Regions from separate parts of the Homo sapiens genome. Here all the other regions are linked to region 5. A link is a loop called in an ENCODE intact Hi-C map of the cell type or tissue named here. Cell type or tissue: endothelial cell of umbilical vein. All regions are shown on one strand. Region 1 overlaps ATF6 (activating transcription factor 6). Region 2 has its middle 11 kb from the start of C1orf226. Region 3 holds the start of OLFML2B (olfactomedin like 2B). Region 4 overlaps ATF6 (activating transcription factor 6). Region 5 overlaps ATF6 (activating transcription factor 6). Region 6 overlaps ATF6 (activating transcription factor 6). Region 7 has its middle 13 kb from the start of OLFML2B.

What was found. A loop is a pair of places that touch in the nucleus more often than their neighbours do. Peaks named below come from ENCODE experiments on the same cell type or tissue, not always from the same donor. Only the 100,000 strongest peaks of a DNase experiment are listed, where the experiment ranks them.
Region 1: it touches region 5 in a loop (2.2-fold over the local background); 5 of 110 quality-filtered maps call a loop at or near these places.
Region 2: it touches region 5 in a loop (7-fold over the local background); 15 of 110 quality-filtered maps call a loop at or near these places.
Region 3: it touches region 5 in a loop (10-fold over the local background); 100 of 110 quality-filtered maps call a loop at or near these places.
Region 4: a loop joins it to region 5, with 3 times the contacts of the local background. A loop is called at or near these places in 12 of 110 quality-filtered maps.
Region 6: it touches region 5 in a loop (2.2-fold over the local background); 8 of 110 quality-filtered maps call a loop at or near these places.
Region 7: it touches region 5 in a loop (17-fold over the local background); 100 of 110 quality-filtered maps call a loop at or near these places.

What each region holds. Positions count from the first base shown.
Region 1 is chr1:161,960,383-161,964,382 of GRCh38, forward strand. ATF6 (activating transcription factor 6) reads left to right here. Exons shown (of 16, transcript NM_007348.4): 16 at 1-3,688. Among named protein-coding and RNA genes, the nearest start is that of OLFML2B, 61 kb to the right of the region's middle. In endothelial cell of umbilical vein, no CTCF peak of the experiment used is centred here; DNase peaks (open chromatin) are centred at 1,819 and 2,319; H3K4me3 peaks cover 342 bases; H3K27ac peaks cover 2,490 bases.
Region 2 is chr1:162,390,479-162,394,478 of GRCh38, forward strand. No RefSeq gene overlaps it. Among named protein-coding and RNA genes, the nearest start is that of C1orf226, 11 kb to the left of the region's middle. RefSeq lists a silencer at 1,421-1,715. In endothelial cell of umbilical vein, a CTCF peak has its summit at 1,830 (motif pointing left); no DNase peak of the experiment used is centred here.
Region 3 is chr1:162,021,959-162,025,958 of GRCh38, forward strand. It overlaps OLFML2B (olfactomedin like 2B), which reads right to left and starts at 1,911. Exons shown (of 8, transcript NM_015441.3): 1 at 1,299-1,911. The coding sequence starts at 1,472. RefSeq lists silencers at 2,023-2,172, 2,241-2,535. In endothelial cell of umbilical vein, a CTCF peak has its summit at 2,470; DNase peaks (open chromatin) are centred at 1,953 and 2,413; H3K4me3 peaks cover 975 bases.
Region 4 is chr1:161,909,134-161,913,133 of GRCh38, forward strand. It overlaps ATF6 (activating transcription factor 6), which reads left to right. Exons shown (of 16, transcript NM_007348.4): 15 at 3,163-3,247. Among named protein-coding and RNA genes, the nearest start is that of OLFML2B, 110 kb to the right of the region's middle. In endothelial cell of umbilical vein, no CTCF peak of the experiment used is centred here; no DNase peak of the experiment used is centred here; H3K27ac peaks cover 965 bases.
Region 5 is chr1:161,790,366-161,794,365 of GRCh38, forward strand. It overlaps ATF6 (activating transcription factor 6), which reads left to right. Exons shown (of 16, transcript NM_007348.4): 5 at 1,043-1,172; 6 at 1,759-1,962. Among named protein-coding and RNA genes, the nearest start is that of ATF6, 26 kb to the left of the region's middle. In endothelial cell of umbilical vein, a CTCF peak has its summit at 2,482 (motif pointing right); a DNase peak (open chromatin) is centred at 2,516; H3K27ac peaks cover 573 bases.
Region 6 is chr1:161,845,752-161,849,751 of GRCh38, forward strand. It overlaps ATF6 (activating transcription factor 6), which reads left to right. Exons shown (of 16, transcript NM_007348.4): 10 at 698-829. Among named protein-coding and RNA genes, the nearest start is that of ATF6, 81 kb to the left of the region's middle. In endothelial cell of umbilical vein, no CTCF peak of the experiment used is centred here; no DNase peak of the experiment used is centred here.
Region 7 is chr1:162,034,920-162,038,919 of GRCh38, forward strand. No RefSeq gene overlaps it. Among named protein-coding and RNA genes, the nearest start is that of OLFML2B, 13 kb to the left of the region's middle. In endothelial cell of umbilical vein, a CTCF peak has its summit at 2,241 (motif pointing left); DNase peaks (open chromatin) are centred at 542 and 2,242; H3K27me3 peaks cover 171 bases.

The DNA of each region.
Region 1 (4,000 bases), 170 kb after region 5:
AAAGGGAACGAGAAATTGTAGCAACCTCTCAAGGATTATATGCAGCTAGTTAGTTTTCTGCCTGTGAAATTAGGTCTGGCTCCTAAATAATTTTAAAGAACCATCAGCACTTCTAACTCTCTGGACAGGTGCCTCTTTGTCCAAGCTAGTTAAATGCTTTCCAAGGAAATCAGTTCAACTTTTGTGAGCGGGGAAAAGCAGGGCTTTATTGTTGTGTTACCTGGGAGTCTGGAGTTTGAAAAGTGCTAATTAACCTTCCTCTTTTTCCACATTACAAACCTTTTTAAGCAGCGCAGCACTCCCCTTAGATTTGGCTATCCTGGGTGATTTTCAGACAAGAACCATTTTCTCTGGGGACCATTCTTCTGCTGGGTGCCAAGGAATATAAGGCAAATGCCCAGAAGACCTTCAGGTGACTGGGCAGTCTTATCATGGGATATTTCTTCTGGCCCTGCCCCTTCCCATTCTGTAATGTGAATTAGCCACACCAGAGGCTGTGACCATGGCTAGTAGACAGTGGCAACATAGTCATCCCCAAGATGCTAATCTTCTGCTGGAACTGTCATACGTTATCATGGTCAATGTAAACCTGGTTTGTGTGGGGTGATTATAAATAGAGTTTCCCTCCTCTCTGTGACAGAATCACAGGAGAAGGACCCATCTCGTGGCCTTCTTGTTCTTAGCGCTTCACTTTTACTTCATCCCTCGATTCCCAGCTTTTTCTATCATCATTTTGCCAACTCCTCAGATGCAAGACTTTGGTTATGTCATACTCACCAACGTTAGTCCCTCTCTTCCAGGTGAAAAGGTGGGTAGCGGTTGGGAGGGAGTCTCCACTGAAGAGCAGGAAGGTGGTAGCAGGGCCGGCAGCTCTGCCACAGAGCTAGGGGTGCCTGTAAGGTGCCGCCTAGAGCAGCCTGGGAGCTTTGCCTTCTTTTGTCTCTCACTAGCCCTTCTACTCTTTGTCATTGCCTGTTCTTGAGTGGATCTTTGAAATGAGGGGACAGGATTCTCCTAAGGGTAGAGTTTCAGGAAATGAGTGAAAGGCAATTGACAAATGCAAAGAAGTAGTCACTTTTTAAATTGCTGGCAAAGCTATAATTAATCCCTAGGCACAATTGTAGTTTTTATTTTAATGTTTGTATGCACAAGGCCCTTTAGGAAATGAGAAGTTGCCATGCCAGATTAATTTTTTTTTTTTTTTTTGGTGGGATTGCCTTTTGGGGGTTGCAGCCAGAAATTGTGGGTAATGTGTGTATTTTTTTATTTATTAAATTTTAAACAGGATTGTGCAAGCTTATGAGACAATTAGATAAACTCATGGAGGAGGCAGGTCCTCCTGTTATTAGATGATTTTGTGCTCTTGGGGCTGACAATAATACACTCTTGGGAAGTGATGGTAGAGACTGATGGGAATAGTCTTTCTGCCTGGTTGCAAGTCCCAAATTTTTAAGGGTTAATGGAAGTAAGTGGATGTTTCCTCATGTTAACTACTGAATCAGATGTTAGGAGCTTGTCCCTTTGGGGTTGACTTATGCCCAGCAGTACAGGGACACAGCTTCATTAGAGTGTTAGTGTAAACTAACTCCAAAGTTAGGAGTTAATGTGAAAGGATCATCCTTGAAACAAATCTGCTGTTTGCCATGCTTGTAGTACAGAAACTTCACATGGAGTTTTGGGTGGGATTTGTGTTTTCACAAGTAAAAAATCCCTCACGATTATAAAACTCAGAGCATCATCTAATTTTTTTTTTTAATGACTACAAGTTCCAGCACAAAACTGGCATTTCTTTGCCATTTCTTGCCAGTAAGAAGTTGACACGGAGGTATTTGAAAGCAATGTTATGTGAGTCATTCTTAAGTGTTCCAAGTAAGTTTAGAAACAGAAAAGGAACTTGGGATTCAAATTGATTTTTCAAATCATTTTTAAAGAGACATCATCCTGACTAAATCTTAGCCTGAACCTTCCTCCCCTGTGTGTATTCCCCGGTAGTCACCGCAGCGAGATGCTGGTGAGACTGCCGTGGTGGCATTTAGCATCGTTAAAACTGGAAAACTCTCAAGCTCTTTGCCACTTTCCTACTATTTTTTGATTCTTGCCATTTTACCAAGCTTAGGTTGTGAAACTTGACAGAAATGTATTACAGGAAAAACTTATAATTGTATTTGACTTTCTAACACATTGCAAAGTTTCAAAGTGACTTTCACTTTCAACAACATATTAGAAGTAACCACTTTTGCTTTCACAGCCTGAAGAGTTAGAGCCTGATCTGATGCCCCCTTTCACTCTGAAGTCATGGGAAATTTTCCAGCCATGAAAGCCCTCTTTCCACTGCATACTGATGGGCTGACTCAGCTTCCTTCAGCCGACTGAGATCTTTTCATACTATTGGCTATTTCATACCAATTAACCTCTTAAATAAGATTGTGAATTGCCAAAATTGATAGACACTTATTACCACCTGTGGACTCCATATTCCTTACCACAAATGTTATTTTCATCAGTCCTGAGTCATTTTAACTTACAGAAATTAGGATTGTTGCTGCTAATATGAATACCAATTATAACTTTTAGAAACAAGAATAAAGCCTAAAAGAGAATGAAATATAAGAAATGTTCGTTCCCACCCCTAATAACATTTGGAAGTGAATATTCCCATTTTCTTCCACCCACAGGGATTGGGATTGATTTTTAATTTCCTAGGAAACAATACTAGACTACCCAAAAAGATGTTGCCAGAATCCAAAAGGAACTATGCTCGTAAAAGAAATGCAGTTTTCTCCTACCTAAAAAAAAGAAAGTAAAGTGTGTTCTGTTCTTATCTTTTTAATGACTAAGCTTTAAACAGTTTATTTTGGGTAAGACTAGAACTTTCGGCCATTTGTTCTAATATGTGTGTTATTAGATGCAATAGAATTTATGAAAAGAAGAATGACAAAGGTATCTGATTAGAAAATTTGATCTTACGCATGAATCCATGTCATGGCCAGCCACTGTCACATAGTGGGTGCCATTCTCAACATATTGGTTTGCTAACTTTAAGCATTAGGGATTTAGCACACTAAAATACTTTTAATTATATTAGGTTTGGTAACTAAGGAGTAAATAAATCATAATTTATCATTTGCCAAGGCCAACAAACAACACTATTGTGCTGTTTGCTCTCAATGAAGTTGAATAAACCAGGAGGCTTGGCATATCCCCTTTATGTTAATCCCAGCTAGAGATTAGTAGGTTGACTTTCACAGCAATTGTATATTGATCCATTTTAACTCATCCTTGCCATAATTTCCAGGCCAGTCACCAGGACAGAGGAGATGATGGGGAAACAGAGCTTTAGATGAAAACTACTATGCACTACTAGCCTTAGAGGCACTGGTTTCCTGTTACCACTTTGGCAAGTATGGATGGTCTAAGTCCAGTAGGGCTTCATCCATGGAGCCATTAGAACTGAGGGGGGAGTGTTAGAGATGCCATTTCACCAGGATCTTTTTGCTCAGGTTGTACCCATGCCAATTGAAGAACGTGTTAAAGATGAGGAGGAGAGATGTACCATTCTCTCCCTTAATAATGATGTTGGTTTGCAAAACCTAAAGAAATAATAACAACAGACTATTTCATACTTTCAAGCAAGTCTTTATACTACCTGTTATTTCTCTAAAATTCAAATAAAGAATTTTTAAACTTACCTTGTTTATTCTGTATGTAGAAAGAGAGAAAAAAGCCCCCAAATGAATCTTCAGTGTTGGGGGGTTAGTAATGGGAAAGGAAGCCTGAAAAGGCTTTGTGGCTTGTGTTACTGTTCAGATGAAACTGTTGAACTATTTTCCACTCTTCTCCCAAGCCTAATTAAGTAAAAATTTCCTTTATTTAAGTGTCCAGATATTTAAACTACAATCTTATCAAGGAAAAAAAAATCTAAAAACCCATATTTTATCTATGTCTTCAGGAAAGTGGGTTACTCGGTCACGCATCTTGTCCTCACCAAAGGCCTCTTCCC
Region 2 (4,000 bases), 600 kb after region 5:
CTCTGACTTCACTAGGCTATGTTAATTCATCTTTCACATTTCCACTCAGGCATCCCTTCCTCCAGGTGGCTTCCCGGACACCACCCCACCCCTTCTCTGCGTTCCCGTAGCATCCTATGTGTTCCTCCATCACGGTACTCTCCATGTGTCATAGAAAGTCGCTTCATCCTCATGCTTCTCTCCCCCAGGTCTCTGAGCTCAGGGGCAGGGACCATGCCATCTTCATCCCTGACTCCTCGGTTCCCAGCACAGTGTCTGGCATATTGCAGGAGCTCGATAAAGATGCACTTTGAATGGAACTAAACTCAGGAAACCTGCAGTTGAATTTGTGTGGAACAGACTAGACAGGCTCTGGGGTAGACCAGCAGGACTCTTTCAGCCCCTCTTCCTCAGGATCTCTATCCGCAGGCAGCCTCTGTACATGATCATCAACTCCACAGAGAAGGATTGAGGGTGGCCATTTTCGAAGTGGAAAGTGATTAATGGGCCAATGTGAAGCTCATTTATCTGCAGCCGGAGCCTTCATTAACTCTGTTCCTTGGACAGATGCCACCTTGCCACGGAGCTGGTAGAAGCAAGCACTTATATCCAGCATAATGCAAGAAGGGCTGTGCTTCAGTGCCAGGCACCTGCCTACCTCTGGGAGCTGCCTACAGGGCTCTGAGTTCCAATTCTTAACATTCTACTTCACTGTGTTAGGCTTGACTGTTAATTGGTGCTTTATCATTCTCTGAAGCTTCTATATACTCCAGGAATTGTGTTAATCAATTTATACACATGGTCTCATTTGTTTTTCTCATAGCCCTCCAAGGGAGGTCTTACTAAGCCCATTTTCCAGATACGGATGTTATTCTATTGTGCTTAAAGAGATTCACACACACGATCTCATGAATCCTATCTTGTGAGGGAGGTATTTCAGCCCCATGTTAGGAAGAGGTAAACTGAGACTGAGATGATGTCTAAGCCAATTCCCTGGGTCTTACAACTGAGAGGCAGAACTCTCTGGGAAGACCTAAGTCTTCAGGCCTGAGGAACAGCCACCCTCCCCTACTTCTCTATCTCCATCGCGCCAGTCTGATAAATAATTCCAGGAAACGTTCATGGCTCAGAAACATCTTTTTGAGTTAGATCTTCTCCAAGGAGTAATACAGTTTCATTAAACACTGCATATTCACATGGGATGGGAATTTAAAGACCCATTCCACAGTCCCCTCATTTTACAAAAGAGGAAACAACAAAGACTGCATTGTTAACATGTTAACCTGGGCTGGCGTCATCTCAGTGAAGCTCCACAGTAACTTTATGTGGTAAGTCATTATCCTCATTTTCTAGATGAAGCTGACCAGAGGCTTAGGGAGTCTTAGCAATTTGCCCATAGTCACTCTACCAGTAAGTGACAGAGCTAACAATAGTACCTCCTGAAAACATTCGTTCTTAAGGGTGTCGGTAAGAGCCTTCTCTGAATTGCAAGAATTTCGCCCTGCAGTAGGAGTGGCAAGAGCACCTATTACATCTCACATTGCAAACTCAGGGAAGCCTGGCTTAGAAACTAATCCTGTTATCGACACTGGAGATTAAGCATTCAATGGGGAAGTGAGTACTGTTTGGAGAATACTTGCTAAAGAAATATTTCAGGTCTAATAGCTACCATGGTACTCAGCAGGGCTTTACAAAAAAAGAGAGAGAGAAAGAAAAGGAAGGAAGGAAGGAAGGAAGGAAGGAAGGAAGGAAGGAAGGAAGGAAGGAAGGAAGGAAAGAAAGGAAAATAAAACCCTCAAGCAGTACTAGTTTTCTTGATGGCTGTCTGGCCTCTTGTGGCTGGCATCAGGTATTGCAGTTTCTGGTAACTGAAAGGAAGACTTCCATGACAAAACTAATAGTAATTTATGAGATAAATATTGTCTCCATTTTAGAGAGGCTTGTATCTTTCCTAAGATCACTTAACAAATATCATTTCAAGGGCAAAATAAAAGAGAGGACAGTTCTTAATTAGAAATTCCAGTAGGAGGGAAAAAATAGAAGAAATCTTTGAAAAATGAATGAGAATTCTCATTCATTCATTCATTCATTCATTCTATTCATTTAAATAGTAATAAAAGTAAAGAAAGATTAAAATCCCAAGAGCAAAATGGCCTATAAGGTTTCATATTTGATAGAGAAGAAAAAACTCACTATTAGACACATCACAGTGAAATTTAAGATCATGAAGACAGGCCATTTTTCAACTTTCCACGAAAAAGTTCAGCAGTGAAGGAGGATCAGATTGACATTAGACATCTCAGTAAGAAACCTACACATAAAGTGCTAGCAACTTAATATGTTTTATATCACTGAAGGAAAATAACTTTAAACCTACAATTCTATATTTAGCTCAACTATCATTTAAATTAATCTAAAATTAAAAAGACCGCAAAAGGTTTACCACTCAAAGACCATCTTTGATGAGAACACTTAAAATCTGCTCTCATAGCAATTTTCAAATATGCAAAATACTTTTGCAGAAAATATTCTGCCAAGAAGAGAAACTCAGGAGAGTGCTATGTGTTTTTTAAATTTACAAGAAGGATGACTAATTGACTCAGTAAAGTATACTGTTATTTAAATGATAAAGGACCCAAAAGAGTAAATAACAATTAAAATTTTAGATAATTTCAGAAAATCTGATGGGATTGGTGATGGTGACAGAAGAGAAATGAGAGCATGTTAAATTATAACAATTGATATATTTACAATGTTATAGAGAAAAATAAAAATACAGGGCCTAATAAGTTATGGGTAAACACTAAATTTTTTTAATAGAGCTTTCAAATTAACAGAGATAAATTTGATCTATTCAATGGAAAGCAGAAAAGGAGAAAAAAAGGAAAAAATGTATAGCAAATGGAAAGAATGTATAAGATGGCGGTATAAATTCCAATAGAACAAATTATAATAAACATGTGTTTTGAACTCACCAAACAAAAGGAGAGAATCTTAAATTGGAAAAAAAAAAAAGATCCAGCAATATTGTGTCCACAGAAGACAGAGATAAAAGGTGTAAAAACTTGAAAATGAAAGGACAGAAAATTACATACTAGGAAAGTATGAATAAAAGTTGAGATAGCAATTTTAATATGATGTAAAATATAAATAAAGGCAAAACTAATGAGAGACAAGGAGGAATACTTTATAAAATAAAGGAAATGAAGATGATAAAATAGTAATAAAAATATATACACATAAAAATATTAAAAAACAGTTAAAATAAAAATGGTAAAATAACAAAAACTAGTTAATATACTAACTATTATAATCAGAAAGTTAAATACTATTATATATAGAATTAAAAGATTTATCTTTCTCTGACGCTGATAGATCAAATAGATAAAATATGCAAATCTATGAAAATATTTGTTTTATATAATCTATAATCTTGAATACATTTGGGGAAGAGGTAAAGAGAACAAGCTTTAAAATGAATAGAAAGAGTAATTCAAACAAATGAAATATTCACAGAATGTTCACATATACCAGGTCAGCAAGGAAGCCTCAGAAATTGAAGTCAGGCTGTTATCCAACCTTAACGTGATATAGTTTGAAATCTATACTAAAATAACTAAAAATGTATGTTTGAAAACAATTATGAACTACTAAATAGTTTTTGGATTAAAGAAGATACTTTTACAAGAATTAAAAATACTTTGACCTAAACTGCAATAACCACTATTTGTGTTAAAATTTATGGGATACAGCTAAAATAGTACTTTGAGCTAAATTCATAACTATAAATATATTTATTAGAAAATAATAAGTATTGAAAACAAGTCAGATAAGCCCCCCTAAAATGAGGCTGGAAATCAAATAAATAGAGAATAACAATTTAAAAGCAGTAACAAAAAAGATGAACAAAACCAAAAGCTGGCTTTGAAAAGACTAATAAGATAGATAAAATCAATAAATATAAAAGAGTAAGATCCAAATAGACACAGTGTGAGAAAGGAGATGTTGCTACAGTCACAAG
Region 3 (4,000 bases), 230 kb after region 5:
TGAGGAGGCTAGTGTTTGATAAATCCCAAAGTGCAGCTGATTATTCTCTCTACAGGAAGGAGACAAGGCCCAGTCCTAGGGCTTGGTGGAGGTGAAGGTACAGGCAGCCCTGGAGGATCCTTTTTCAGACATCCCCCATTCTGAGGATTCTGGTGACACCCACCACACGTCATCATGCCGGCTCTGGAGAGCACAAAATAAACACTCCAGAGAGAACTACCCCTTACAGACATGAGATCTGGGCTGAAGACTGTCAGACGCCCTGGCTCTACCCATGTATCTCTTCTTTTTTTTTTTTTTTTTTTTTTTTGAGACGGAGTCTCACTCTGTCACTCAGGATGGAGTGCAGTGGCGCGATCTCCGCTTACTGCAACCTCCACCTCCCGGGTTCAAGCGATTCTCCTGCCTCAGCCTCCTGAGTAGCTGGGACTACAGGTGCCTGCCACCACGCCTGGCTAATTTTGGTATTTTTAGTAGAGATGGGGTTTCATCATATTGGCCAGGCTGCTCTTGAACTCCTGACCTCGTGATCTGCCCGCCTCGGCCTCCCAAAGTGCTGGGATTACAGGCGTGAGCCACCGCGCCCGGCCTACCCATGTATCTCTTATGGTCTTTATCTATAAATGGGTATTAGGGTGTTTTGAAGATTGAGTCAGAAAAAACAAGTTTAAGTACTTGGTAAACGGACACTTTACGAAGCCCATCACTATCATGGGTTACTCGGGCCCCCACTGACAGTCTGCCCTAGCTGCCTGCATCTGCATTCCCACTCTCCCCTCCCAGTACACTCCGTCATGTTCTCAGTCTCTCTGTTTGGGGGTCACCTCACATTCATCACACATGCTTCTGTTCTGACTTCACCCCATGCTCCCGCCTGGTGTCCCACCCTCTGCCATAAAGTATCTCCCGATGGGATATGCCATCTGCCTCCTGGTCAACATATCCGGCTGTTTTCACATTCCAATTCTGACAGACAGCCACATAGACAAGAGATACTTTTTACAACCCTGAAACCAAAAACAACTTTGTTTTCTTTCTTCTCAAGAAGTCGAGCGGCATCTTCCCTTCCTTCACCTCTCCTTTCTCCTGATTTGATGACCTTTAAGCACCCTATGATTTTGCGAGGAGAACCTATATCCTTCCATTAAGAAAATATTCCGATACATGAAAAATCAAAAGCCCTTTCCATTGGTAATGGAAGGAAAAACAGCTGCCCTCAAACACTTCAGCAAGGACCAGCTTCTGGCTCTCACCACCATCCAGGGCAAGAAGGGCGGTCGTGGCACTCTGCATCCTACCTGAGATAAAACGTTCTCCTGGTTGTCCGCCTCGTTTTGCAGAGTCTCGTCCTCCGCAGGCGCCACTGTCTGCGCATCTGGGGGCTCGCTTGTCCCTGTGAGGACAATGCTGGACACCCAGGCCGGAACCACAATCAGAGCGAAGTAGAGAACTAGCAGCCGAGGCTTGGCCATGAGGGGCGCGATAAGAGTGTCCTCAGCCCCTTCAGAGAATGGCTGGGGCGGGGGGTCTCGGCAAGGACTTCTGCGAGAGGGTGTCCTCGCTAGAGCCCGAAAGTGGCTGCTGAGAGCACCTTCTAAAGCTGGGTGCGGCTGAGCGGGACGGGAGGGTGCGCCCCAGAGACTCTGGGCATCTCCTTCCCGACGCGAGCAGCCCTCGACTGTGCAGCCCCAGTGGAGAGCCGGACGCAAGGAAGAGGGGATGACGGAGAAGGTGGAGGCGGGCACGGGCTAGCTGAGCGAGTCGCCCGCAGGAGGGCTCAGGTGGCTGGAAGGCGTTCGGACAGACGCCCGCGGTGCGCGCCGGGACGGGCGGCGGGGAGCCTCGGGACGCACGGGGACCGGACACGGGGAGGGAAGAGGCGGTGGCGGCGCGGGCTGCTGGGCGAGGGCTGCTGGGCTAGGGAGCCGCGGAGAGCTCGCGCGGAAGGAGGGCGGAGCCTCTATTGTGCCGGGGCGGCGGAGATGCAGCCAGTGACCGCGCGGAGGAGGAGGACCTGGAAGCGCACAGGGCTCGGGCGGAGGGGTACCCGGCGGACCCCGTCCCCGCTGGGACTCAGCTGCCGCGCGCCGGCTGAGGGTGACGTTGGAAGGGCTTTACTTTCTTCTCATCTGATCGCAAGTGAGTGAAGAGAAGTTACTCCGAGCGGCGTCCCTGAAGTTTTGGGGTTCGACCATTCTTGGCGAGAAGAGCGACTTTCCATCGCAGGCACCCAGCGCTCGCTCCAAGGCTGAGCTAGTTAGGGATCTGCGGCATCGTCCTTTAGCACACCTGGGGCAGGGGAGAAGGCGCGTTTGTTCCCAGGCGTTTCTTTTCCCTGACTTAACTCTGGGCGAGTTCTCGGGCAGCTTTGAACTTAGCGCCGTTGGTAGCTGCTTGCCTGCCACGGCTTTAGAACCTAGTAATACCTCCACCCAGAGGAAAATCATTGAATTCCTTCCTAGAGTGTGTCCTGAGTTGTGTAAACGTTGAAAGTTAGGGGAATGACTGTACATCTCCGACACTCTCCGCGAGTCCCCATGGGGAAAGCTACTGCCTGATAAATGATTACCAAAGGGAACAGCTCTTCCTGTCTTCCTGGTTTGGGACAAATCTCCGGGTCTCTGTTACCAGATTATCTCTAAGAGGGAGTCCACTTTCAATAGTGTGCAATTATGTTACTATGTCCCTCAATTACTGAGGACAACCTTTTATAAACCTACAGTGAAGATTACCAATATGTGAATTTAAGGAAGGGCACTGTGCCATCCTGGACAACTGTCACTCGGAATATTGAACAGAGCCAGGCCCCTTCAAAGGATATTATGCACCCTTGGGAAATTCAAACACCTTGCTTCTTATGCTGAGGAATAAGGGTTGTAATAAACTAAGGAAACTAGCGCATATAAGTAATAGTTGACATAAGTATAATAATAACCCTTATTAGTATATTTTAATCTTCAAAAAATTCAGTTTATGGACAAAAATTCAATGCTCTGGGTGTCTAGGTTTGTGGGGACATCATGCACACACCCTCCTCTGTGTAAGCTATCAAATCTTTTCTGAAACTATATGGGGGTAAACATTGATAAAATGTGGTGTATTTGATTGTTTGTTTGAGACAGAGTCTTGCTCTGCCACCCAGGCTGGAGTGCAGTGGCGGGATGATCTTGGCTCACTGCAACCTCCGCCTCCTGGGTTCAAGTGATTCTCGTGCCTCGACCTTCAGAGTACCTGGGATTACAGGCGCACGCCACCATGCCCGTTTAATTTTTTGTATTTTTACTAGAGTTGGGGTTTCGCCGTGTTGCCAGGCTGGTCTCGACCTCCTGGCCTCAAGCCATCCATCCGCCTTGCCCTCCCAAAGCACTGGGATTACAGGGGTGAGCCACTGTGCCCCACCGATAAAGTGTAGTTTTAAAATTCAGTTAAGGGGCGGAGTGTGGTGGCTCACCCCTGTAATCTCTACTGAAAATACAAAAATTAGCCTAGCCTGGTGGCATGCACCTGTAATCCCAGCTACTCTAGAGGCTGAGGCAGAAGAATCGCTTGAACCCTGGAGGCAGAGGTTACAGTGAGCCGAGATCCGCCACTGCACTATAGCCTGGGCTACAGAGCAATACTTGGTCTCAAAAAAAAAAAAAAAATCAATTACAGTAAGCATTGAATGTTGATTAAGTGCAAGACAACAAGCTAGGTTGCTAGACATTTAATGGGAAGATGAGATAGTCCACATCTTACAAAGTGGGCGTGGGAGTCAGGAGGTAAGCAGAACAAGCACTGAAATTGTGAGGCAGAGTAAGAACATATCTCATGGGGTTTAAATAAGGAATAGGTCACTTCTAGTGGAAAGGTCAGTGTGGATTTCATGAAAGCATGATACTGAAGATGACTGGGATGATGGGAGGTTTCAACAAAACAGTGGATAAGGCAACATGATGGGAGGGGGGGCCATGGCAGGGGAGAGAAAGAGAGCATTCTGGGCAAAGACATAATCCTGAAT
Region 4 (4,000 bases), 120 kb after region 5:
TGTCTCATGTATAAGTTTCAGAGATCTAATGATAGCTACTTAATCATCGGGATCCCTGTCTCCTTCTGTCTTCTTGCTCCATAATCCTCAACTTGCAGCTTCTGTCTCATGGAACAAAGACGGCTACTCCAGCTCTGGCAGTCATATCTGCCTTCTAGCTAGCAAGAAGGAGAAAGGGAAGGAGGAGGGAAGCCTTCCACCATTACCACCTTGAAGAAGTTGCCATTTCTTCTTACAGTCCGTTGACCAGACCGTGTAGCCTTATTTGGTTGCAAAGGAGGCTAGGAAATATAGTCTTTATTCTGGGTGGCCTTGTGCCCAACTAAATATCACAAGTCCTGTTGCTATTTTAATGTTACAGAGGAAGGAGAGCATATATTGGGTAAGAAAAAAAAAAAGGCTGTTTCTGCCACAATTCAGTTTCCCCAACAAAATAAAAACTTGGATTTATATTCTTTAAAAGAAAATATCCTCTGTAGCACAGTGCTGAATACATGACAGGACACTGTGCTCAGTAAATTTTTTTTAAGTGAACAGTAAGGGCCGGTCACAGAGGCTCACACCTGTAATCCCAGCACTTTGGGAGGCCGAGGCGGGCAGATCACGAGGTCAGGAGATCAAGACCATCCTGGCTAACATGGTGAAACCCCGTCTCTACTAAAAATACAAAAAATTAGCCGGGCATGGTGGCGGGCGCCTGTAGTCCCAGCTACTCTGCAGGCTGAGGCAGGAGAATGGCATGAACCCGGGAGGCGGAGCTTGCAGTGAATGGAGATCGTGCCACTGCACTCCAGCTTGGGTGACAGAGCAAGACTCCATCTCAAAAAAAAGAAAAGACAGTAAGAGGCCAGTAAATATTTATTGAGTGATTACAGCTCCTTTGTTTCTGAAAATGTGACTCACAGTACTAATGATCTGAAAAAGAGTAAGATGAACACAGAGAGAAAGTAATGATTCAGGATTCATTGTTGTGAGGTTCAAGAAACATTTATTTTGAGGAAGTGGAGGTAAATATTCAATGAAGTTAACTACATTGTCCCAGATATATAGATAAGATAGATAAAATGTATATATTATATAGACACTTATTTTTATTATAAGATATGTACTGTTAGAGTTGGTAGTATACCAGCTTTGGTTCCCTGCAGTCTGATTTTTGGGCCTCTTGGTAAACAAGTACTTAAAAACTGTTACCCCAGTTTGCAAACCTTTAATAATTAGAGACAAGGCAGGTTAACTGTAATAATTCGTATGCATGCAAGATATGATTCTTCTTTTTCATAAATCATACCTAGTTTTTAGCTTTCTGCTGCAAAAGTAACTAGTTTGTTAGAAATTTAGTGAAAAGAAAAAGTAGGAGACATTGTGTTCAGAAGATCATGTTTAAAAACAACAATTAGTATGGCATCTGTATCTTAGCAGGAAACTCAGAATTAAGTCTGAGCCTGACCTTAACCCATGACCAGTGGAATCTAAGTTTGTTTATTTTTACAATAGCCTTAATTTGGGGCTTGCAAGTTTTTTGGTTTGTTTTCACATTCAATTTAGAGACCCTGAAGCAGTATTTTAATGATAGGAATTAAGCTATGTATAACTTTCATGGCTTGAAGATCAGCAAATTCTGTTTTTTCTTGGTTATAATGTTATCTTAATCAGAAATGTGTGATCTTTGTGTCTAACAATGCACTTAAAAAAACAAAACAAAAAATTCCCTTGCTGCAATGCTGGAATTCTAACAGAATTTACTCATCTTCTCTCTCCTCCCCAATTTTTAAAAACATGTTCTCATGGAAATGTTGCCTTGAATTACACAAAATACAAGCAGTTACTGGAAATGTTTTCTACACAGTTCTGTTCATGTATATCAATTTCAATTTGTTTTTCACTTTTTAGATTTTTTTCTTAGTTTTGCTGATAATCACACTTCATAATCATATCAACTTTGAACTTTGAAGTTGTGTTGAATTTTTATTGCTCTCAGCTGTATCAGATCCTACTTTTTGATGAGTTATTTCATATAGTAAGTTTGTTGAATGAATGGTGAAACAATGAACACAGGAACAAGAAAAGAAAGCAAAATGCATCAAACTTAGGTTTAGTTTTATCTCCAGTTTAACCATGCTCCCTTAAATGGAAATGCTAATATACTTCTTTTTTTCTTTTTTCTGTAACAGTTCATATGTTTTTGCTAGGAAGAAGAGGAGTTACTGAAAACAGTAGTTAATATCAAAGTCATAAGTCATTTATAATCAGCCTTAGAATGCCTACAGATGTATATACATTTTTCAAAACACTTATACTCTGCCTTTTCTGAAGCCAAGCTTCTCTTGGCTTATTCTTACTTTTAGTACTTGTGTGCTGGAAATTAGAAACCTCAGATGCCCTGCACAGTGTAGGACTATACAATTGTGCTAGGCATGTATTTATAATTCTTTAACTCTTCTACCAAACTGTGTGCTTTTTAAGGGCAAAAACTGTACAACTTCTTTAGCATGCACCTGTCACTTGCAAATAAATGTCTAATTCTGTGGTCCCTTCAAAGGGAGAAGAGGAGGCTAAGCAGGCAAGGCTCTAGGCCTTGGCCCTGCTTCAGTCAGAATCTTTCTTGTACATGTTGATAATTTCTTTCTTCTACAGATAGAAAATTCCTGGGATAAGAATTTTGATGGGAAAAAGAGTTTATTGCCTTTAAAAAAAAAGTTTGAGAATGACTGTTTAGGGGAGATACTCTCAGTATCTTGTGACATTATCTAGTCTAGCCCCCATCATTTTACAGGACTGGAAACTGAAACACAGAAAGGATACGTAGTCTTGTCCAGATTATACAGCTATTTAGTGGCAGAATTAGAATTAAAATCCCTTGTCTTGACTGCTTGACCAGTATTCTTTATAGTGGTGCTACAGCATATGTGTTGTAAAAACCTAGGAGTTTTCCAAGATCACTGCATAGTGCCTGACAACGGTAGACACTCTGTAAATGTGTATTACATTAATGAATGAATGATTCTAAGCTGGTTTGTAGTTAATTAAGCCAACTTCAAATAAAAACTATAATTTTTCATCATCCCAACGAAATATTGACCTCTTAGAAGCCCTGAATTTGGCCTGTTCTAGGACTAAGCCAATTGTTATATATAACAGATTGTTCTTTGTTAATTTTAGGATCACCTGCTGTTACCAGCTACCACCCATAACAAGACCACAAGACCAAAAATGTCAATTGTGTTACCAGCAATAAACATAAATGGTAAGTTGAAATTCTGATGTATGAACAATATGAGATTTCTTTGTTTAACCAGGATTCTCTTCATTAGTTCAAAGACATTTAAAATGTTCAGTTAAATGAGTATATATCCGTACATTATTTCTGAAACATTTTTCCACTGTTTTATTATTTTTAAGATCCATTATTCTTTTAAAAAAAATTACTACATCCCTAAAAGAAAAAGTAGCTTTCTTTTACTTACAAAATTGGAAAAGCTAGCATCTTGACTGCTCTACAGACTTGCATCTGCGACCCTTCTAGTCATAAATGTAGTGTAAGAAGCCCCTGCTGTGTTCTGACAGTGAATTTGTAAATTAGATTTTTGGAACTCAAAGCAGTTTCCTGTGTTACCTAAATGTTGATATCATCCTAGACCATGCCACAGAAGCCTGTTTATGTTTAATTGATAATACTGATGAGTTTGACACTGATAGTATTACTATTGCATTTTGTTATATTACTAGCCCTGGACATTAAACAAAATACAAATAATAATATAATGCACAGATGTTAAGGCATAATATACCTGCTTATAGTTTAGAAGAAAAAAAAAGACAAGCACAAAAATCACTGTACTCCAAAGAGAAAGTCACGTAAGTAATATGTGAGGTACTAAGAAATCTAGTGAAAAGAGATTACTTTCAGCTTGATTCTTCATGGAGAAGTGAAATAACTCACTCCCATTACCAGTTGTGGATTATAAATGAGCACAGTGTATGTTATTGACTAATTGCT
Region 5 (4,000 bases):
TTTCTGTCTGAATTGAATTGCTACTTCTATGTTGTTTCTTTATTCTAACAAAATGAGATAGATTCACTGAATATTAAAAGACTTTGGGAAAATGCGAATGTTATCTTTATGTATCTCAATCATTATGAATTCACCTACTAAATTAAAGAAAATAGCACTGTTGGCTGGGTGGGGTGGTTCACGCCTGTAATCCCAGCACGTTGGGAGGCTGAGGTGGGTGGACCATATGAGGTCAGGAGTTTTAGAGCAGCCCAGCCAACATGGTGAAACCCCCTCTCTACCAGAAATACAAAAACTTAGCAAGGCGTGGTGGCACACATCTGTGGTTGTAGCTACTCGGGAGGCTAAGGCAGGAGAATTGCTTGAACTGGGGAGGCAGAGGTTGCAGTGAGCTGAGATTGCGTCACTGCACTCCAGCTTGGGCAACAGAGTGAGACTCTGTCTCAACAACAACAACAACAACAACAACAACAACAACAACAAAGCACTGCTCCATTCATGCATCTTTCTTTTACAACATTTGGAACAAAGGCAGTATTACAAAATAGAAAACAGAAAAGAATACAAATAAAATTATTTTGCTTTTGATATTCTTTTAAGACCAAATAAGAGAGATTATGGAGAAAGGATATTGGCATTTTAACTGCAACCTTATACTGATACTGAATGTTTGTATGACTACGAACCAAGTTTTATATGTGTGTGTGTGTGTGTGTGTCTCTGTGTGTGTGTGTGTGTCTCTGTGTGTGTGTGTGTGTGTGTGTGTGTAGTTTGTAGGAAGAAATGTAGCAACAGATCAATGATTCATATCTTTAACAGGATGGCATAGACTTACTCTGCATTTTGAGTTATTTTTCCTTTGGTATAGATGGATCATGCTGATAGTCACTTATTACTTAATATATATATACAGTTTCTAATATACCTTTCCTTTGAAGTTACCCTGAAGTGTTTTTCTGTTTATATGTGGGTCTCCTCCTTTTCTATGCAATTTGCTGCTTAAGGATTATACTCATTAATTTTTGTTTTTATTATGCTACAGGAGGAGTTGGATTTGTCTTCTAGTTCTCAGATGTCTCCCCTTTCCTTATATGGTGAAAACTCTAATAGTCTCTCTTCAGCGGAGCCACTGAAGGAAGATAAGCCTGTCACTGGTCCTAGGAACAAGACTGGTATTACTCTATCTCCTAACTTCTGTTATTTCTATTTCAGATTGAGCTTAGGTTCCATTTCTTAAAAGAAAATGCTGGATTAAATTTATGTTTATTAGGCTGGCTTGCTGTTTTTTAATTGGTGGACCTATATTGTTTGTTGTGAGTGATTACCGTGGAGAGGAAAGGGGAGAAATAATCTTTGGTTGTCTCTGTCTTTACAGGTGAAAGATACTTTAAAATAGACTCAGACCCCACCATCTTCAGGAGAGATTTCAAAGTTTCAGTTAAAGATAACTGAATGGAGCTATGACATTTGTTACCTCATTAATCTCTGGGTGTTATCCCGTGATTTTAGCAATTCTCCTTTACCAGTTAGTGTGTCCCATTCCCAAAACTGCAGCTTGGTTAGAAAAGGAGGTAACAGTTTAAGTACTTTTCTTCAGTTCATTCAGGTATATGTACTGTAGCTATGCTTAAACTCCAGTTAAAGATTGTTAATCGAAGTTAAGATAATGTGTAGAGAAAGGTGTGTGATAGAATCTGTTTTTTAGGGCTTGCGTAATTGCTTTCACATTGACTTGTGGTTTGTCTGGTTTTTCTCCAGAAAATGGACTGACTCCAAAGAAAAAAATTCAGGTGAATTCAAAACCTTCAATTCAGCCCAAGCCTTTATTGCTTCCAGCAGCACCCAAGACTCAAACAAACTCCAGTGTTCCAGCAAAAACCATCATTATTCAGACAGTACCAACGCTTATGCCATTGGCAAAGCAGCAACCAATTATCAGTTTACAACCTGCACCCACTAAAGGTACCTGAGCAGAATTTAAGGCTGTGTAAATTTATTTGGAGGGCAGTAAGGGTTGTGTCATATGATTTGTTTTAATTCAGGTTATAATTTCTGAGCACGTGCTGTTTGTCAGGAATGTCTTTGGTTATGAGGACGTTGCAGAGATGACTAATGTGTGGTTCCTGTCATAACAAGGGATATAGCTCTCCAGACCAGTTACATCTGATGGTTATTTTGAAAATCTGGGACACTTTCTTGGTGCCATTTTATTCTGGTGGATAAAATACAGGAACACAAATTTTAAGCTAGTTGAAGGCAGAGTTCAGGTCAGCCAGATTTTTGTGGCTGTGAACTTTTTTTGTTTTGAAGGAATATTTAAAATAATAGGGTCCATTTCAGGTGTGTTATAGCAATAGAATCACACCCTTAATCTCTGAGGAGGCTGCATGGTTTAGTAAACAGTATATTGACCTGGTCATGAGGAGACCTGAACTCTGCTTTCAACTAGCTAAGAATTTGTGTGTTTCGTATTTTATCCACCAGATGGCCTCATACACTTGTGATTCTATGAGAGGTTTATGTCATTATTGAAAGAAGTTCAAGTCTGAGGATTTGGTACTATTCAGATATGGGAGTCATTTCCGTATGGAGATCTCTTAGGTAGATTAGTCATCATTGTACTCATACTGATATCTGTATACACTGGGTACAAGAAAACTTTTGCAGCATTCTTATCTCTGGATTTAGTTTGTTGGCACCAGATATGACTAGGCGATAATGGGGTATGGGTTGTAAATAAACACCAATGTTACATTTGTACTGTATCTCCAATTGTGAATAGGTAGCTCGTTTTTTGGAGCATAGTTTTAATGAGGGTAAATTTGATAAATTTAATTTCCAGATACTCTTTTAGCTTTGTTCTATTACATGGTCATAGACAATATGACATTGATAAAAAGAAGACCTAGATGAGAGAATGGATGAATCAGTGAAAATTCATCCATCAGTCCCACCAAAAATAAACAGACAAACAAACAAACAAAAACCAGTTTGAAATGCCTGCTCTCTCAGTACAAAGTCAGAACTGCTGCCTTTTCCATCTGAAAAGTAGCATTCCTATAGAATAGGTATTCTTGTGATTTATAAATGTGTATTAAGGGTTCATGAACTCCTTGAAACAAAATGCAGGATTTAATGTATGTTCATATGTGGATTATTCTAGGGATAGTCTCCAAAACTTTCATTAGGATCTCATAAGGATCTGTGCCTTCCCAAAGGCTAAGAATTTAAACTAATGAAGAACCTCATTGTAGTTCCCATAAGCTATTAAAATACGTCTATACAAAAAGTCTGACATTAATATGACTAGCGTATAAAGCAGGGGTATTCCTAAGAATTTGCCCTTAGCAGATCATTGACTATGTTTGAGTGATGGAAGATCTTACCTATAATAAGAAGACAAACTGTTCTTTTCTGAGCAGTTTATCAGTTCCAGAAACCTGAATTACACATTATTTGAAACTTCAATACTTTCCTGTCATCTGAAGACTATAGTTATTTTTTTGTGAGCATGTGCTAATATGAGGAACTGCACCTTGCCTGTTTTTTTTCTTTTATTTGAGACAGAGTCTCGCTGTGTTGCCAGGCTGGAGTGCAGTGGTGTGATCTTGGCTCACTGCAACTTCCACCTCCTGGGTTCAAGTGATTCTCCTGCTTCAGCCTCCAGAGTAGCTGGGACTACAGGCACGTGCCACCATGCCCAGCTAATTTTTATATTTTTAGTAGAGACAGGGTTTCACCATGTCGGCCAGGATGGTCTTGATCTCTTGACCTCGTAATCGCCTGCCTCGGCCTCCCAAAGTGCTGGGATTACAGGTGTGAGCCACCGCGCCTGGTGCCTTGTCTGTTTTTATAGTACAATCTAAATAGGTGGTATTATTATAATAACATACAGATTTAAAGTATGTTTTTCATTTATTTGAGAATGGGGAGGAAGAAGGGAAGTATGGGCAAGACATTATACAGTTAATCATGTTAATACTAGTAGTAAATATGTTAC
Region 6 (4,000 bases), 55 kb after region 5:
GGTGACAGAGTGAGACCCTGTCTCAAAAAAAAAAAAAAAAAAAAGTTAAGTAGGCAGTATTTGCTTATATGTATATATTTTGTTGTTTTCTCCAAATGCTTATGCCTCTGAAGAGGATATACATTGATGAGTGAAGATATTAGGGAGGGTAGGGAGAAAGAATAGAAGTTTTTACATATAAATACAAATAGAAGTATTTAAAAAATTTTTTTTTCTTAGCTTTATCTGATAGCCTGCCTTCTGGAATTGTGAAAGGCTAACAATGAATTTGACTTTTATTCCTACTTCATTTGAAGTATTCTCTCATTGAAAACACCAGTTTGCACCATCCAGGAGGCCTTCTTATTTCAGTTATTATTGGAGTTTAAAATTTGTTTTTAGGTGTGTCGTATTTATTTCTACTTCATATATACATGTAATTATCAAGTTTTTAAAACATATAGAACACTACTATTGTTTAAACAGTTTATAAATAAGGTACTTTTATACTTAGAAAAATTGTTTTTGATATGTGCAGGTTACCATGCTAAGGATTTGAACACCTTCAGTACCCTATTTGTACTTGCGTCTATGCCTAGCATTTTTGTTACGTGCATGGATCTGCAAAGGAATTGTGGTTTGTTTCACAGCTGCATGTAGCAGGCATATGTGTGACATATTTTTATTTCAGCTATTATTTCCTGTTTTTTATTTTCAGCATGTTGGAACAGGATTCCAGGAGAATGAACCCTAGTGTGAGCCCTGCAAATCAAAGGAGGCACCTTCTAGGATTTTCTGCTAAAGAGGCACAGGACACATCAGATGGTATTATCCAGAAAAACAGCTACAGGTAAGATGGCATGCATCTATCTTTTGGCCTAAGTGATTTAATGAAGCTGAAACAAGAGAATTATCTGTAGTATAACATTGCATCTAAATTGTTCGTGTATATTTTGAGTAGTAGAACACATAAATTACTGAAACCATTAATACATTTTACTTTTAATATTGTAAAATTAAATTTACTTTGAAACCTTTTGTAGTTTTAAAATTCCTATAGAGATGTAATCTTAAAATCTCAGTTTGTGTGCATTAATATACATATTGAAATATATACATATTATATATAATGTCTTTAATAATTATTTTATCTATCATGTGTTTATACATATAATACATCTAATATTTGTTACTGTCTCACCTGTGGATGGATATGATATGGTGGAATAACATGATTGAACCTATTTGCAGTCATTAGGTAAAATCATTTATACTCATTTATTGTGATCTTTGTTGAATCCCTCCCTTGTTGCAATTTAATAATGACTTGATAAATTTCCATATTGCTTGTCAATAGCAAAAGGCTTTAATTGTATAAAAATGCAATTTCTATATTATGTTAACTAGAAGAAGGTATAGTGGACATTTTTATAGTTGTATACTTTTTGATAAACATTTCCCTGTGTTATTTAGAATTTGTATTAGAGCCAAATGGAGCCAGGTCCTTGACTAACAAGGCAAAGGGAGGTCACAGTATGGTAACTATTGCACAGTATAATGCTTGAAAATTATTACAGATTTGTTTACTTTTATCTCTTTAAGGATTTGTAGGTTGAGGGCAATCTTTCTTCCTGATTTTTACTGTGTTACATCCATACTGTTGAAAGATGATCACCACAATCCTGCAGGCTTGTCTCCACTTAGCCTTCCTGAAAAAACTGTTATTTTTGTGGAGTACAGTATGCCAAGTCAGTGGAGGACCCAAAGGATTTTATGGCAGTAGCTGCAACGCAACATAGCAATGATAGATGTCATAATGTTGGAAAACATAGCATTTCCTGCTTTTTTACATGCCAAAATTCATCATACTTCTTAAAATATTCACCTTGATGATCTCTTAACGGTGCCCCTGAATATTGGTAGAGTTTAATAGTATATTTAATTTTCATAAGTAATTTGTGCAGGTTTGCCCTACGTGTTCTATAATTTTGAATTCTGTTAGTGTCCACATAAGATCCATCAAAAATTAAATTTAAATCTAATAGCCTTTGGATTTACGAGAGTTGAGATAGCGTCTTGCTAAAGAATAGAACAAGTTATGGATTGAATGCTTGAAATTACAGTTCAGGTAAGCTTTACAAGAATATTATTTATTCTGCACTAACTGCAGCAAGTAGAAGCCTTCCACATTAGCATAAGATAACATGGTGGCTCCCAGAAAGCATAGTAGTCTGATCATACTAGTTCAAACTAAAAGTCTGAATGACTTTCTGGCTGAAATTTATCAGCTTTCAGAGTAGTACATGGGATGCAAGCTATTTTTTCCCTCCCTTCTCCAAAGTCACCATTGAGTGAATAATCTGGGTTACTGGTCTTGGGGAAAAAAAAAAACCAAAAAACAACCCAGGAAAGATTATGGATTCTTGATTCCATGCAAGTCCTTTGAAATATTTTTCAGCAACTTGAGAGATTTAAATAAATGTCAGTCCATTAATTTGATGTTCTTGATTTTATCAGTATAAATACTGAATAAAAGATACCAAAAAATGTTTGTGAAACATTTGAAAGCACCTAATATTACTTTGTTCTGTGTTCTGAACTGAATTTTAGATGTTTTATCTATTTTCAGCCGTGATACCTATACATTTTTTTTAATGCAGCTTACTTTATGTTTCTTTTTCTAAGGAGAGCTATGAGACATGGTTCAAATAAAAAATGAGTAGATTCTAATCCCATAGTTTATAATATTGTATTAGCCTATCATTTAGTAATTAACTGCTTATATTTTTTCAGTCATAGAAATGTGTGGCATATAAATAGTATGACCATATAATGTTCTATCAAACTGGGACACTCTTAAGAAGGAAAGGTAGTGCTAGTAATAATTACATCAGAATACCAGTACTGCTGTCTTGGATAAATGAGAAAGGATGGTCACCCTATATAAGATGTCACCCAGAACTGATCTTTACTCCAAGAATTCTCATTAACTCTAGCTCCCTAGCACTGTCCTTTACTTTATTTACTTTAATGATTTATTTGTTGAATTTTTTTCTCTTGGCATAAAATGTTTGCAAGCAGACTCGAACTCTGACTGTTCCTGGGCTAATGTTGGTCTAATTGTCTCCAGATTGTATGTTGGCTGATTTTCTCTCTCCTTTAACTCCACCCAATCCTTGTCCTGGTATTTCTCCTATCAGACTTTTTTTTTTTTTTTCCAAAGAATATTTTTGGCTGATAGAACAAAGCCAGTTAGCACAGATGTGCAGAAATCATTACTAGAGTTCAGATCACAAATATATTTTCAAAAGCAGTTTTGGACTTTTCTCATGGACTACAGTGTTTGTATTTTTCTAAGTATGCAGGCATGATTTTTAAAATAATGCGTATGTCATAGATTTATAAGAAGAGGTGTTAAGCAGCCTCCTCTTAGAGGCATTCAGATTTATCAAACACAAGACAGATACTTTTTTTCCTTCTCACTCAATGCTTCATTTTAGGCTGATCCTTTTGTGTTTGCATTCATTACCTGTGCACCAACATGTCTGTTTTATTCCAAACAACTTAAACCTACTTAACCCTTACAGCCACAAGAGAGGACATTGAGAATATTCCTGGTGCAAGTTGCAGGGAAGAATGTTCTATATATCCTCTGCTATTGTTTCTTTTCTCTCGTGTGTGGCATAAATAGCTATCTCTAACTTTTAACTTGAAGTTAGCCTTCCACTCTGCCAGAGTTATTTCTGTTAAGGGGCCAGTGCTTTCTGCCATCTTACTTGCCCTTTCCTCAGCATTTGGCTGTGTGGGTCATTTGCTCCTTGAAAGACTTTCCTTTTGTGTTACTATGGTTTTTTAGTTTCCTTTTTTTATTGGCTGCTGCTTCACAGTAATCTTTGTGGGCTCTTTTTTTACCCAACTCTCAAGGTTTGGAACTGTAAACTTTTTTTATTTTCTTTCTGCCTAGGTGACTCATCTATAATTTCATGCACAGTTCATATCTATATGTCCTGATGACTCTCAA
Region 7 (4,000 bases), 240 kb after region 5:
ACCAACCAATCACAGATGCAGTCACGGAGTGAGGTGTCCCAGAGCTACCACACCAGCTCTGTGTACTTGGGAAGTAATTGACCTCTCTAGGAAGTCATGAGCCCCAGTTTTGTCTATTTGCCGAAACAACTGGTTGGACTGAGTGATTTTCAGGGTGGTCCCTTTTAGCCCTAAAATTCTGAATTCTTGGGTAAAGCCAAGCAGCTTGATTTATTGGTCCTTTGTAGTGTGTTCTAGAACACAGCTGTCTTAAATGTAGCTATCCACAGAAAATGGCTGTTCTGTATGTTTTCATAAGGCCATCAGTCGCTGTAGAAAATGTTGAACATTTGAGGTGTAAGAAGGATAGACATTTGGTGCTTTTCATGCCACATTTCTCAACACCTGTACATCTTGTGTTTGCATAAATTATAACATGGTAATTGCATAGCCATTGTGGGCAGCCTATACCTCAAAGGTGAGTGGGAGAGGAGTGGGAAGCAGGAGGGCTGCCCCAGGGCTCACTGCCAAGAGAATCTGGCTGGTCCGTTCTGAAGTGGTGAATCACTTCCTGTGGAGCACGTGTCCTGGCCCAGGTGGCAGGAGAAACAGTCCTGGTTCCAGACCTGCCCCTGGCTCACTCTGGGATGGGAACAAGCTCAGTAGTGATAGAACATTCACCACAGCTCCACTTCTTGAGTGCTTTCCATGCAATCTCACTAATTCTCCAAGCATTGCTGGGAGACAGGTGCAGTTTCCCCTATGTTAGAGATGAGAAAACAGAAACTCGGAAAGTGTAAGCAGTTAGACAAAGCCACAGAGTCTGGATTGGAACCGAGGGCTTATTTATTCAGAGCCAGTGCTTTCGAACACCAAACTATATTCAGGTTCCCTTAACCTTTCCATCTGTGAAGTGAGGGACTTGAACCAGTGCTTTCCAGCATATGACATGCATACTTCTGGGGGTACTTGAGACTATTTTAGGTGGTGTCCAGATATTCACTTTTAATTTTAATGACTATGTTTTTCATTTTAAAGGGTGTTAAGAAAAACGTAACTCAAACTCACACATTTAGGATGCATACAAATATAAAGGGGAATTGATTTAGGCTCTATTTATAGAAAAGTCAGTCCAGATGATAAGGCAAACATGGTGAGGGTGAGGACCTTCACAAATGCCTAAAGTTTGGGGATTACTGAGTCAGATAATATGCTCCAATGTTTTCTGGTTCCTGCAGGACACAGCAGGACCATGGCCTCCCTGAGCCTCCAGCACAGTGTCCTAGCTCTAGGGCATTTGGGACACAAACAGGGAGAGAAACAAACTGTCTTCAGGAGAGTTAATTGGTCAAGGCTCAATTTATCCTCTTTCTAATATCTCCCCCTTCCTTTTACATCTCCTAAGCATTCAAGGCTTTGATGTCAACATATTCCTTGAGTGAGTAGTTTGGCATAAATTGCAAAGTGGTTGGATGCAGATGTATTTAGTTAGGCCAGCACAGTGATCTCTTTGTTTTTAATTTGTGAATTTGAATGTCTTTAGGTTGGGCATGCACTCTAGTTTGCACAGACTTCCCCTCTCCTGATAATATTACCTACGATAACTACCAGAAGGCATATGAGTTTGTGACTCTTGGCTTAAGACCTTATTTCCCCAAGGTCAAAATCCTTAAAGGCCTGAAGAAGTAGTCCTTCAGGGCATTGAGCTCCTAGGGAGCCATCAGCACTGTGGGATTTCTAACACACCTAGAGTCTCTAATTCATGTGGAGTTTCTGTGCCAGCCCTGCAGATGAGAGGAAGTCAGGACAGGAGCCTTGCCTAGAGATTGCCATCTGCACAGCCTTTTAAGATTCTTTGATAGGCCAGGCACAGTGGCTCACACCTGTGATCCCAGCACTTTGGGAGGCTGAGGTGGGTGGATCACCTGAGTTCAGGAGTTCGAGACCAGCCTGGCCAACCTGGTGAAACCCTGTCCTTATTAAAATACAAAAATTAGCTGGACGTGGTGGCACGCACATAATCCCAGCTACTTGGGAGGGTGAGGCAGAAGAATCGCTTGAACCCAGGAGGCGGAGGTTGCAGTGAGCCGAGATCGCACCACTGCACTCCAGCCTGGGAGACAGAGCGAGACTCTGTCAAAAAAAAAAAAAAAAAAGAAAAGAAAAAAAAAAAGATTGGTAGCGCAGTGGCTGCTTTGCAATTTTCAGACTGGGAGTATAGTGACACCTGGTGTCTGGTGTCATTCTTCAAACCCAGCAAGTCCCAGTCTGAGCTCATCATTTCCATCCCCAAACTAGCTTCTCCTCCTCCCTCTCACTCCCCTGTCTGAATGAAGGCAGCCACCAGGCTGGAAACCTCACACTCATCATGATTTCTTCTGTCTCTTTTCCCATACCTCATCCCTCGCCAAGGACTCTCAGTTCGATTAGTGTTGATTTTATGTATTTCACCCCTTTATAGCTCGTAAGTTCACCTTTCCCAGTGCAACAATTTTCTAAGAGCTCTTACCTACACATCGCTACCAGGTTAATATTCTTAAAGAACAGTTCTGACTGCACCACTTCTTTGCCAGAAGTCAACAGCTCGGCACGGCCTTCTGGATAAAGTCCAACACCTCAGCTTGCCCGTGACTTGGACCTGGGCTACCCACTTTCCACTATCCCTGTGCTCTCCAATCATGCTCCAGGCTTTCTTGAAACTCAGGTTACAGCTTCCATCTGCATGGACCATTCTTTCAAGAGTTTTGGTTATGAAGAGAAGTGGAACGAAAGAGCCCATAAGAGAAGTGGAGAGGAAGAACAAATGGTAGAGGAGATAATCCAGAGAGGGATTTTTATTTCCATAGACAGATGTGATTTGAGCATGATTAGAGGCAGAGATTAAAGGGCCCACTGACGAGAGGTGAAAGATAAATACTGGCACCTACTGAACACCTTCTATGGGCCAGAGATTCAACTCTGTTTTACAGGAATAGCTCATTTGATCCTCTCAACAACCTTACAAAGTAGATGCCATTTTACAGATAGGGAAACCAAGGCCCAGAGAGAAAATTTATTCATGTAATAGCTAGAGAGAAGTAGAACTAAGATGGGAACCCAAGCCATTCCACTTCGAACCTGCTCTCTTCACCATTTCATATAAGAAAGAGGGAATGACAAGCAGAGCAAAGTCCCTTACAAGGGGGGAGGAGGAGTAATTCCAAGCATGGGTGGGATGGTCATCCACCCACCTCACACAGGAAGAGGAACACCTCTTCCCTGAGCCAGGGGAGAAGTAGGGTGGGATGTAGATGATGCAGTTTGACTCACAGATGTATGAAAGCTGTTGAAAATGTTCTTGCTAACGGTTTTCTGTTGATAATTAGAAAGAAGTGGTGGGGTAGAGCTTGAGGAGAGTGAGGGAGTTCTAAAATAGTTGCTCTGGGGGAATGAAAGAGAAATTGTAAGGACCTGGAGTCGGCATGCCCTGTGCTGAAAGCTTGCTCAGCTGAAGTTACAGACCATGGATTTGTACAGGACTCAGGCACAGAGTTGTGTGAGTTCTTATCTTCCTTCTGCTACTAGTTCTAGGTGTCACTCACACACTGTCTCCTTTGTGAAACCTTCCGTGATCTCTTAAGCTGGCTGTGGACTTCCTTTAAGTTCCCACAGCAGCCAGGTGTGGTAGTGCATGCCTGTTGTCCTAGCCACTCAGGAGGCTGAGGCAGGAGGACTGCTTGAGCCCAGGAGTTTGAATCTAGTCTGAGCAACATAGCAAGACCCCACTTTCTAAAAAAATAAATTTCCACATCATTTTGACCCTTTTGCATGATCCTTGTATTAATATATCTTGTATTATAGTTAGATGTGTATACTTCTGTCTTACTACATTAAAGGCTCTCTGACGGCAAGGATGATGTCATACTTATTTTCTTTCTTTCTGCTCTAGTACATTATATTGTATTATAGTTGCTCATTAAATGTATAGTCATTTATTGGTTAACTGTTCCCCTCCAGATGGAGCTATTTCTTTTATTTTTCC